Regions from separate parts of the Homo sapiens genome. Here region 1 is linked to region 2. Evidence: read pairs that join two places in POLR2A ChIA-PET (ENCODE). Cell type or tissue: PC-9. All regions are shown on one strand. Each heading gives the region's core, and the rest is flanking DNA. Links, peaks and the distances in the headings are about the cores only. Region 1 has its middle 44 kb from the start of SPRY2. Region 2 has its middle 68 kb from the start of LINC01038.

Region 1 (4,394 bases), core at 79-4,078, 650 kb before region 2:
CATTCCTTCTTTTTTAGAAAGTAAGCTTCTTGTAAAAATGAATTTTATTTCTACTGAAAAGGGTTGTGTGTGTGTGTGTGTGTAAATGGTAACACTTTGCCAACTACTGGGTGCAATTCATGTGTATAGCATCTTTAAAATTATTACCCCATTAGAGAGTTAAAATTATATCAATTATTTGGTTTCATTTAGCCTTTAGTGTTTGATTACTAGACAATAGAGCTTCATGGATAATAAAAATGAAATTTCCAATAAAAAATTAAAAAAACCTCTAGCTGTGCCAAAGTTCTGAGGGTTTCAAGTTATACAACAAAGCCACTGGCTTTCAAACAGTGCCACAACTCCAGCACCTTGTGCCAGATATTACATTTACTCAGGGTCATTTGGACAAAAGTAATGAAAAATATTAAAGCAATGTTTACATAGCAGATATGCAATAGCAATCATGTTATGTACATTGGTGATAAGAGTAAGAATTGGATTGTTTGGGAGAAAAGTGACATTTTCTCTTAAGTAGTGGAAAATTACCAGTATGCAGTATGTTGGCATTTTCTACTTAACTTTATTCCTTTATTTTTTTTTCATGCAGCTCCACTGTAAACCATTATGATAGTTATCATAATACATATGCACACATACAAATACATATAATCAGAAATGTTTTCTAGAAGTGATCTGAAAGCCAAAGAAATATGGTGATAAACTATAAATTATACCTTATTCAGTCTATTTCTATGATGAGATAAAAGGGCAAAGTGTGTGAGCAGTAATTATGCACAGAAAATGCTTATTAGGTGCCCTCAAATGGCAGACCACTATCCAGTCTTACTCTTCCTGGTCTTACTCTAACAAATTGTATAGGATTCTAATTGCAAGTGAGTATTGCTCAGTTCATCTTAACAATATATCATAAGCCTGAGCTCCACCAATAGGTTCAAGCTGAGAGATGTCTTGTGGCCCCACATGTGGTTTCCTTTGAAAACCACTGAGCTATAGCTGCCCCTGAAACACCTCTATGTTTGCTTCATCTTAGTGATAGCTTTTCTTTATTAGTTTATTCAGCAACCATGTAGTTGGGTCCTTGATTTCCCATCCAACACATCTTTTTGTCCCCTTCTTTAGCTCCTGACACCTTATTTCTTATTCCCAAACTGAGTATCATTTCCCCATATAAAGGGCTCTACGTAATTATTAGTCCCCAGTCCAACCCACAAAAGCCTAAGTAATCCATGGTATACCTAAAAGTTGTATTTCAACTACTCTCAAGTATACTCGGAGTTTTCTTTCCCTTGGGAAAATACTGAATTCTCACTAGAGGAGCAAGCAAAGGACGTCTTCCCAAGATTCTAACAGAAACCTTTACCTACTCCTTGAACAGAGAGAAATGGAACTAACCTTACTGCCTTCATTGTTGCCACAGTCATTTTACACAGATTATGTCACCAAATTTTACACAGATTATCTCATTTTCTCGAAGATATTACACAGATTTTACAAATGGGGAAACTGAGTGCCAGAGAGCACAAAGCAAAAAATGGAGTAAGTGATCAAGTCGGGATTTACACCGGTAGCAGTCTAACTTCAGAGTTTGTGCTCCATCCTGCCTTTCAAAAGAAAATCCCGCGGTCCAAGTCTATTACTGCTTGGGTGTTCTAAGTGAGGAACAAAGAAAAATTAGTCCCTTAGAGAAAGAATCCTATTCCCCAAAATCCACATGTTGAAGCCCTAACCTCTTGTACGTCAGTACACAGTATGTTGGAGTTTTATACTTTATGTTACATAAAAAAGACTTCAGAATATGACTGCATTTGGTGATATGGTCTTCAAAGGGGTAATTAAGTTAAAATGAGGCCATCAGGAGAGGGACCTTAGAAAAAAAACCACCTTGATCTTGGACTTCCAGGCTCCACAATTGTAAGAAATAAATTTCTGTTATTTAAGTCACCCAATCTGTGGTATTTTGCCATGACAGCCCTAGCAAACTAACCACAGTTCTCATGGTAAACACCACTGGATCTCCTACCCATTCACGTGGGATGAGTTATCTTGAGGCCATTGTTGGGCTCAAGGCTCATTAATGCAATTCCTTTTCTCCCCTAGGCTTGAGGTATGATTTCTATAGAGCTTTTTATATTAACCAAATCAGGATAACTTATATTAAATCTTCAAGTATTTTCTTTAGGCACAGGAGACCATATCAATGCGCAGGACTAGAAATAGGGATACAAAATAAACAGGAGAGAGATGTCTACAGCATGCCTGATGTCTTTGGCACACTCTTGGTCTGTGAGCCAAGCATCACAGGGCTTAGCTTAGCACACCCCAAGGCTTAGTGCTAAGCTAAGACTTCGGGTGCTACAATAAGGACAGGCATTGGAGCTGAGTTCCTAAGCATGTGAAAAAATTGAACATACTTTATTAGTCTAATACTTTATAGTACAGCATAGTAGTTAAGAATGCAAACAGGAGATACACTGCCTGGCCTTAAATCTGGGATCCTTCACTTAGTAAGTGGGACATTCAGCAAGTTATTTAAACTTTCTGCACCTCAATTTTTTACGTCTTAAATAGAAGGGTTGTTATGAGGATTAACTCAGTTAATGCATTTAAAGAGTTCCAATACCTCTAGCACATAGTAAAGGCTCAATATATTTTAATATTATTGCTTTTGGTACAGAGGCACAACATTTTCAGGTTTGTTTCCTTTTTTTTAATTACGTATCCACCTATATGAACAGAGCAGAATTCGTATTTTTGTGACATCTGATTCCATTAAATGAATATAGATATAGAGCTATTTCTGCTATCAAAAGATTTGGTGTATTCAAAAAGTTTCTATAAATGGTGATTGTTTTATTCAGAAACTAGGTGTTTAGCTTTCCAATATATTGTCAATCTGTCATTCATTTAACAGTCATTCATTATGCATTTACTACATGCTAGGCAATGCTATAGGCAATGTAAACGCAAGAGAGGATAGCACAAGTCCTGTTCTTGGAGTTTGAATTGCGTAGTCTAATGGAAGAAATAGATATGAAAACAAATAATTATAAATATGCATCTAATACATTTAACCAACACTTAGCAGATTTTCAGTATTTACTAAATGAATGAATGAGTGCTTGAATAAAGTCATATAATGGGAGAAAAAAAAATCAGCAGAAGAAAAGAAACATTTAGAGGGAGCAAATAACTCAGCCTAAAGAATTAAGCAACACTTCACAGAGAATGTAATATTTGAATTAATTTTTTTTTTTTTTGAGACGGAGTCTCGCTCTGTTGCCCAGGCTGGAGTGCAGTGACATGATCTCAGCTCACTGCAAGCTCCGCCTCCTGGGTTCACGCCATTCTCCTGCCTCAACCTCCCGAGCAGCTGGGACTACAGGCGCCCGCCACCATGCCCGGCTAATTTTTTTTTATTTTTATTTTTTAGTAGAGACAGGGTTTCACCGTGTTAGCCAGGATGGTCTTGATCTCCTGACCTTGTGATCCACCCACCTCAGCCTCCCAAAGTGCTGGGATTACAGGTGTGAGCCACCGCGCCCAGCCTTGAATTAATCTTAAAGTGTATCCATTAAAAAGTATTATTAAATAAGAAATTTCTTTTTCCTTTTTTGAGACAAGGTCTTGCTCTGTCACCTAGGCTAGAGTTCAGTGGCATGATCACAGATCACTCCATCCTTGACTTCCTGGGCTCAAGTGATCCTCCCACCTCAGCCTATCAGGTAGCTGGAACTGCAGGCATTGTACCAACATTCCTGGCTAATTTTTTATTTTTAGTTTTTGTGGAGATGGAGTCTCACTACGTTGCTCAGGTTGGTTTCCAACTCCTGAGCTCAAGTGATCCTCCCACCTAGTCCTCCCAGAGTACTGGGATTACAGGCATGAGCCACTGTACCCAGCCTAAATTAGCAATTTCAACATGCAGAAAGAGGAAATCTTTACAAAAGCATTAATTCCTCATTGGAAACCCTCTGAACAAATGAAAAAATTTCAATTCTTTTATATATATATATATATTTAAAATCAGTGATGTAGTAGAATCTGCTTGTCTCTGCCCTCAGCATATATTTGATGGATATGTCAACATTTTAGAAAAACTCTTTGTTTTAGCTCTGCATCATCTTTATCACCAGACTTGCTGCCCTTTGTCAGAATGAGGTGGGTCTGAGGCTCAGCGATGCACAACGTGACCAACACCACAACCAGGATAGGAACCACCATGCCCAGGTCTCCCCTTTACCCACAGTGTCCTATGGTGGCTGGTGTGCTGCTGGATTCAGCTCAGGACTGACTTTGGAACCACCTGAGAAGCGGCCAGAATCTATTGCCACATAGACAGTGCCCTATGCACAGCTGTCAATTCAACAAAGAGCCACTTAGTTTAAGTATGG
Region 2 (4,394 bases), core at 180-4,179:
ACCCGGGAGGTGGAGGTTGCAGTGAGCTGAGACTGCACCATTGCACTGTAGCCTGGGTGACAGAGTAACACTTCATCTAAAAAAAAAAAAAGTGGGAAAGCTCACAGATTCTATAAAACAATTAGGCAATTCAGAATCCGAGGCAACTAGCTAACAACATAATGACAGGAAAAACACCCTCAAATATCAATATTAACCTTGAACATAAATGGTCTAAATGCCCCACTTAAAAGATATGGACTGGCAAATCCTATAGATAGGATTTTTTAAAAAAGAAAATCTTCTGCTACAAGAGACCCATCTAATGGCTAAAGACACCTAATTCAAAGTAAAAGAATAAAAAAAGACATATCACACAAATTGAAAATAAAAGTGAGCAGAAGTGGCCGTTCTTATATGAGATAAAACAAACTTTAAGCCAATAACAGTAAAAAAAAAAAAAAAAAAAAAAAAAAAAAAAAAAAAAAAAAAAAGATGCAGAACAGTATACAATGATAAAGGGTTCAGTACATGAAGATTTAACTATCCTAAATGTATACACACCCAAAATCCAGATTCATAAAACAAATACTACTAGATCTAAGAAGAGAGATTGAAAGCAATACAATAATAGTGAAGGACTTCCCCACCCCAATGACAGTAATAGGCCATTAAGGCAGAAAGTCAGCAAAGAAATTCTGGACATAAACTGTACTATAGACCAAATAGTTCTAATAGACATTTATAGAATATTGTACGTAACAACTGTAGAATATATATCTTTTTTATCTGCACATGGAACATTCTGTAAAATTGACCACATGCTTGGCTATAAAGAAAATCTCAATAAATTCAAAAAAATCAAAATCATATTGATTATCTTCTCAGGCCGTAGTGGAATAAAATTAAAAATTAATACCAAGAGAAGCTCTAAAAACTACACAAGTACATGGAAACTAAACAAATTGTTCCTGAATGACTTTTGAGTAAACAACAAAATCAAGTCAGAAATTAAAAAAAATTAGAAATGAATGAAACTAGAGACACACTTACCAAAATGTCTGAGATACAGCAAAAGCAGTGCAAAGAGGAAAGGCCACAGTATTAAATGACTACATCAAAAAGACAGAAAGATCTAAAATTAAAAACCTATTGTCATGCCTCTATGAACAAGATAAACAAGAACGAACCAAACCCAAAGCTAGCATAAGACAAGAAATAAAAATCAGCACAGAGCTAAATGAGATTGAGACCAAAAAAAGGATACAAAGGATGAACAAAATGAAAAGCTGTCTCTTTGAAAGAATTAAAAATAAAAGAGAAATTTATAGACCACTAGCTAGTTTAACCAAGAAGAAACGAGAAAAAGCTAGGGCCAACATGGCTGACTAGAAGCAGCTAGTGTACACCGCTCCCACAGAGAGAATAAAAACTGGCACATAAACGCTAGATCTTCAACTGAAACATCCAGGTAGACATATTGGGATTCATCAAGAAAAGAACTTGACCCATAGAGAATGGAGAGGAGTGAGACAGGCTGACTACCCACCTGGAAGTGGCACAAAGCCAGGGCAGGCTTCCCTACTGTGGAGAAGTGTTGAGTGAGTGAGAGCCCTCAGGGACCCATACTTCTTCTGTGGACCTTTGCAACCCTGGGCTCAGTAGATCCCTTTGTGAGCCCATCCCACTGGTACCTTCAGACTGTCTCACGGAACTATATGAAGTCTGGGCAGGGCCACCACTAAGCCACATGCAGAGTCATGGGAGCCTTGGACCCCTGGGCATCCCAGCATTAGTGGCTACAGCTCCAGCAAGAGTGGAGGTCAGGCTCCCTCACACACTCCCAAGAAAGAGGCCAAATCCATGATCAGCAATGAACTTCAGGCCTCACCCCTACTGCACCTTACAGAATAAAGCCCACTAACCTGGGACTCCAACCACTCCCAACTAGGGTTCTCAGGCCAGTAGCAGCTATGCACGTTCCTGAGATGGAGCTCCAACAGGAAAAGGCAAACTTCCATTTTTTGCTGTCATTCAGCCCTCATTGCTGTTGCCTTCAGGTTCTGAAGGGTGCACGGTGACTAGGGACAGCTACGGATTCCCAGAGCAACACAACCACCCCCCAGAAAAGTGGCCAGGCTGTTTTTTAAGTGCTTCTCCTCACTGGGTGGGACCTCCCAACCCAAAACTCCAGCCACCCCTGACAGGGCTTTCCAGCTGGTAGCAGCCCTGCACTTCCCTAGGACCGAGCTCTAACAGGGAAAGGCAAGCTACAATTTCTGCTGTCTCACAATCTTTGTCATTGTTGCCTTCAGGCTCTGGAGGGTGCATGATGACTAAGGGCAGGTGTGGATTCCCAGCACAATGCAGCCATCCCACAGAAAAAGTGGCCAGACCACTTTCTACACAGGTCCCCAATCCACTTCTCCTTACTGGGTGGGGCCTCCTGACCTGGGACTCCAGCAAAACTACCCTACCCCCACTTGAACACATCAGTTGAAGATGGCTATGCAGTTCTCTGAGGAGGAAATCCCAGATACAATCCACAAGCCCTCACCATTGGAGCTGCAGTGGTACCACTCTAACTGCCCTCAGGCTGGGGAAGGAAAAAGGGCCTAGTCACTGCATTGTCACCTCCAGCACACTGCAGCCACCATATGGAGAGGAATCCAGTATCTCTTCCCTGTGAGTACCCCCATCCACCCTTCACCAGGCAGGACCCCCAGCTCATGACCACAGATCTGCCACCCCATCCATGACTGAGCACACCTACCAATAGTGGCTCTGAGTTTTCCTGGGGAGGGGTTCCCAGAGCCAACAAACAGCTCCTCTGCCATAATCACAGCAGCGATTGTGTCCCTGCTGCCACTGGGCTGGGGAAGATACAAAGAGCCTATGGACTTCACATGCACTCCTAGCATGCCATAGTCACCCTATGAGAGGAGCTAAGTCTCTCCTCCCTGTGAGCCCTTGACACTTTGCTCCTCAACAAGCAAAGCCCCCAGCTCAGGCCACCATTCAGGAGGCATTGCTATTGAACATTCCCAGTAGCAATGGCTCCACATTTCTCTGAGGTGGAGCTCCCAGAGGTAACTGAAAGCCCTTCTTCCACTGTTGCTGCAGCAGTACTTTCCTTGATGCCTTGGTACTGAGAAGGGGCAAAGACCCTGAGTGTTTTAACCATACCTCCAACAAGCTGCAGGTGCCCTAAGGAAAAGAGGCCAGTCTCTCCCTTATGATCCACATGCCCCATCATTTATTAACAAGAACCCCTGACCCAGCTTGGGTCCACAGTGCAGCCATCCCATACCAGGCTGATTGCACTGATTGACAGTGGCTCCACATCTCTCTGGTGTGGAGCCCTAAGAGACAAGTGAAAGGCTCTCTGACACCAATCTCTGCTAAGTTTCCTTCCCCTCTGCCTCAAGGTTGGAGAGAGAACATAAAGCCTGAGCTCATCCCAGAGCTGTGGTCAGGAATACAGCCCAGGAATGCCAAGCTGAGATCTGCAGCCAGCACTCAAGTGGGAGAAGAGCCCACACTTTCAGAGCACTAAGAGGGAGTACAGCTGCAATCATAAAGAAATGCAGAGGAGCCATGTGACTGAGCAAAAGCCTACCTACTGGCCATTTCACCTAAGTGTCACCTACTGGATCACAGATGAAAACTTCAACACCAAAAATACTTTGCTATACCCCAGTATGAAATCAAGGACAAGAATTCAGCTACAAAGACCCTGCACAAAGCCCTCTGAAAATATCCTGAAAAGAAGTCTACTGACTGTACTCAAATTACCCTGCAGTTAAAGGAACACCAGCTCACACAGATGACAAAGAACCAGTGCAAAAACTCTGGCAACTCAAAAAGCCAGAATGGCTTATTTTCTCCAAATGACCATGCTAGTTCCCTGGCAAGTGTTCTTAACTGGGCTAAAATGGCTGAAATTACAGAAATAAAATTCAGAAGATAGGAATAGAGATCATTGAGATACAGAAGAAAGTTGACACCTAACCTAAGGATTACAATGAAACAATACAAGAGCTGATAGATAAAATATCCATTATAAAAAAGAGAACCAAACTGATTTGATAGAGCTGAAAAACACACTACAAGAATTTCATAATGCAATTACAAGTATTAACAGCAGAATAGACCAAGTTGAGGAAGGAATCTCAGGGCTTGAACACTGGCTTTCTGAAATAACTCAGTCAGACAAAAATAAAGAAAAAAAGATAAACAAAACCTCTGAGAAATGTGGGATTATGTAAAGAGAAATAAAACTATGACTCATTGGTGTCCCTGAAAGAGACAGGAGAAAGCAAGCAATTTACAAAACATATTTCAGGATATCATCCATGAAAACTTCACCAACCTTGCTACAGAGGTCAACATTCAAATTCAGAAAATGCAGAGAA

What was found. ChIA-PET counts read pairs that join two places held together with the same protein. Peaks named below come from ENCODE experiments on the same cell type or tissue, not always from the same donor. Only the 100,000 strongest peaks of a DNase experiment are listed, where the experiment ranks them.
Region 1: POLR2A ChIA-PET joins it to region 2 with 5 read pairs; 2 of 35 experiments call an interaction of 5 or more read pairs at or near these places.

Annotation. Positions count from the first base shown.
Region 1 is chr13:80,382,770-80,387,163 of GRCh38, reverse strand. No RefSeq gene overlaps it. Among named protein-coding and RNA genes, the nearest start is that of SPRY2, 44 kb to the right of the region's middle. In PC-9, for the core only: no CTCF peak of the experiment used is centred there; no DNase peak of the experiment used is centred there; H3K27me3 peaks cover 332 bases.
Region 2 is chr13:79,734,501-79,738,894 of GRCh38, reverse strand. No RefSeq gene overlaps it. Among named protein-coding and RNA genes, the nearest start is that of LINC01038, 68 kb to the left of the region's middle. RefSeq lists an enhancer at 1,619-2,119. In PC-9, for the core only: no CTCF peak of the experiment used is centred there; a DNase peak (open chromatin) is centred at 2,374; H3K27ac peaks cover 1,288 bases.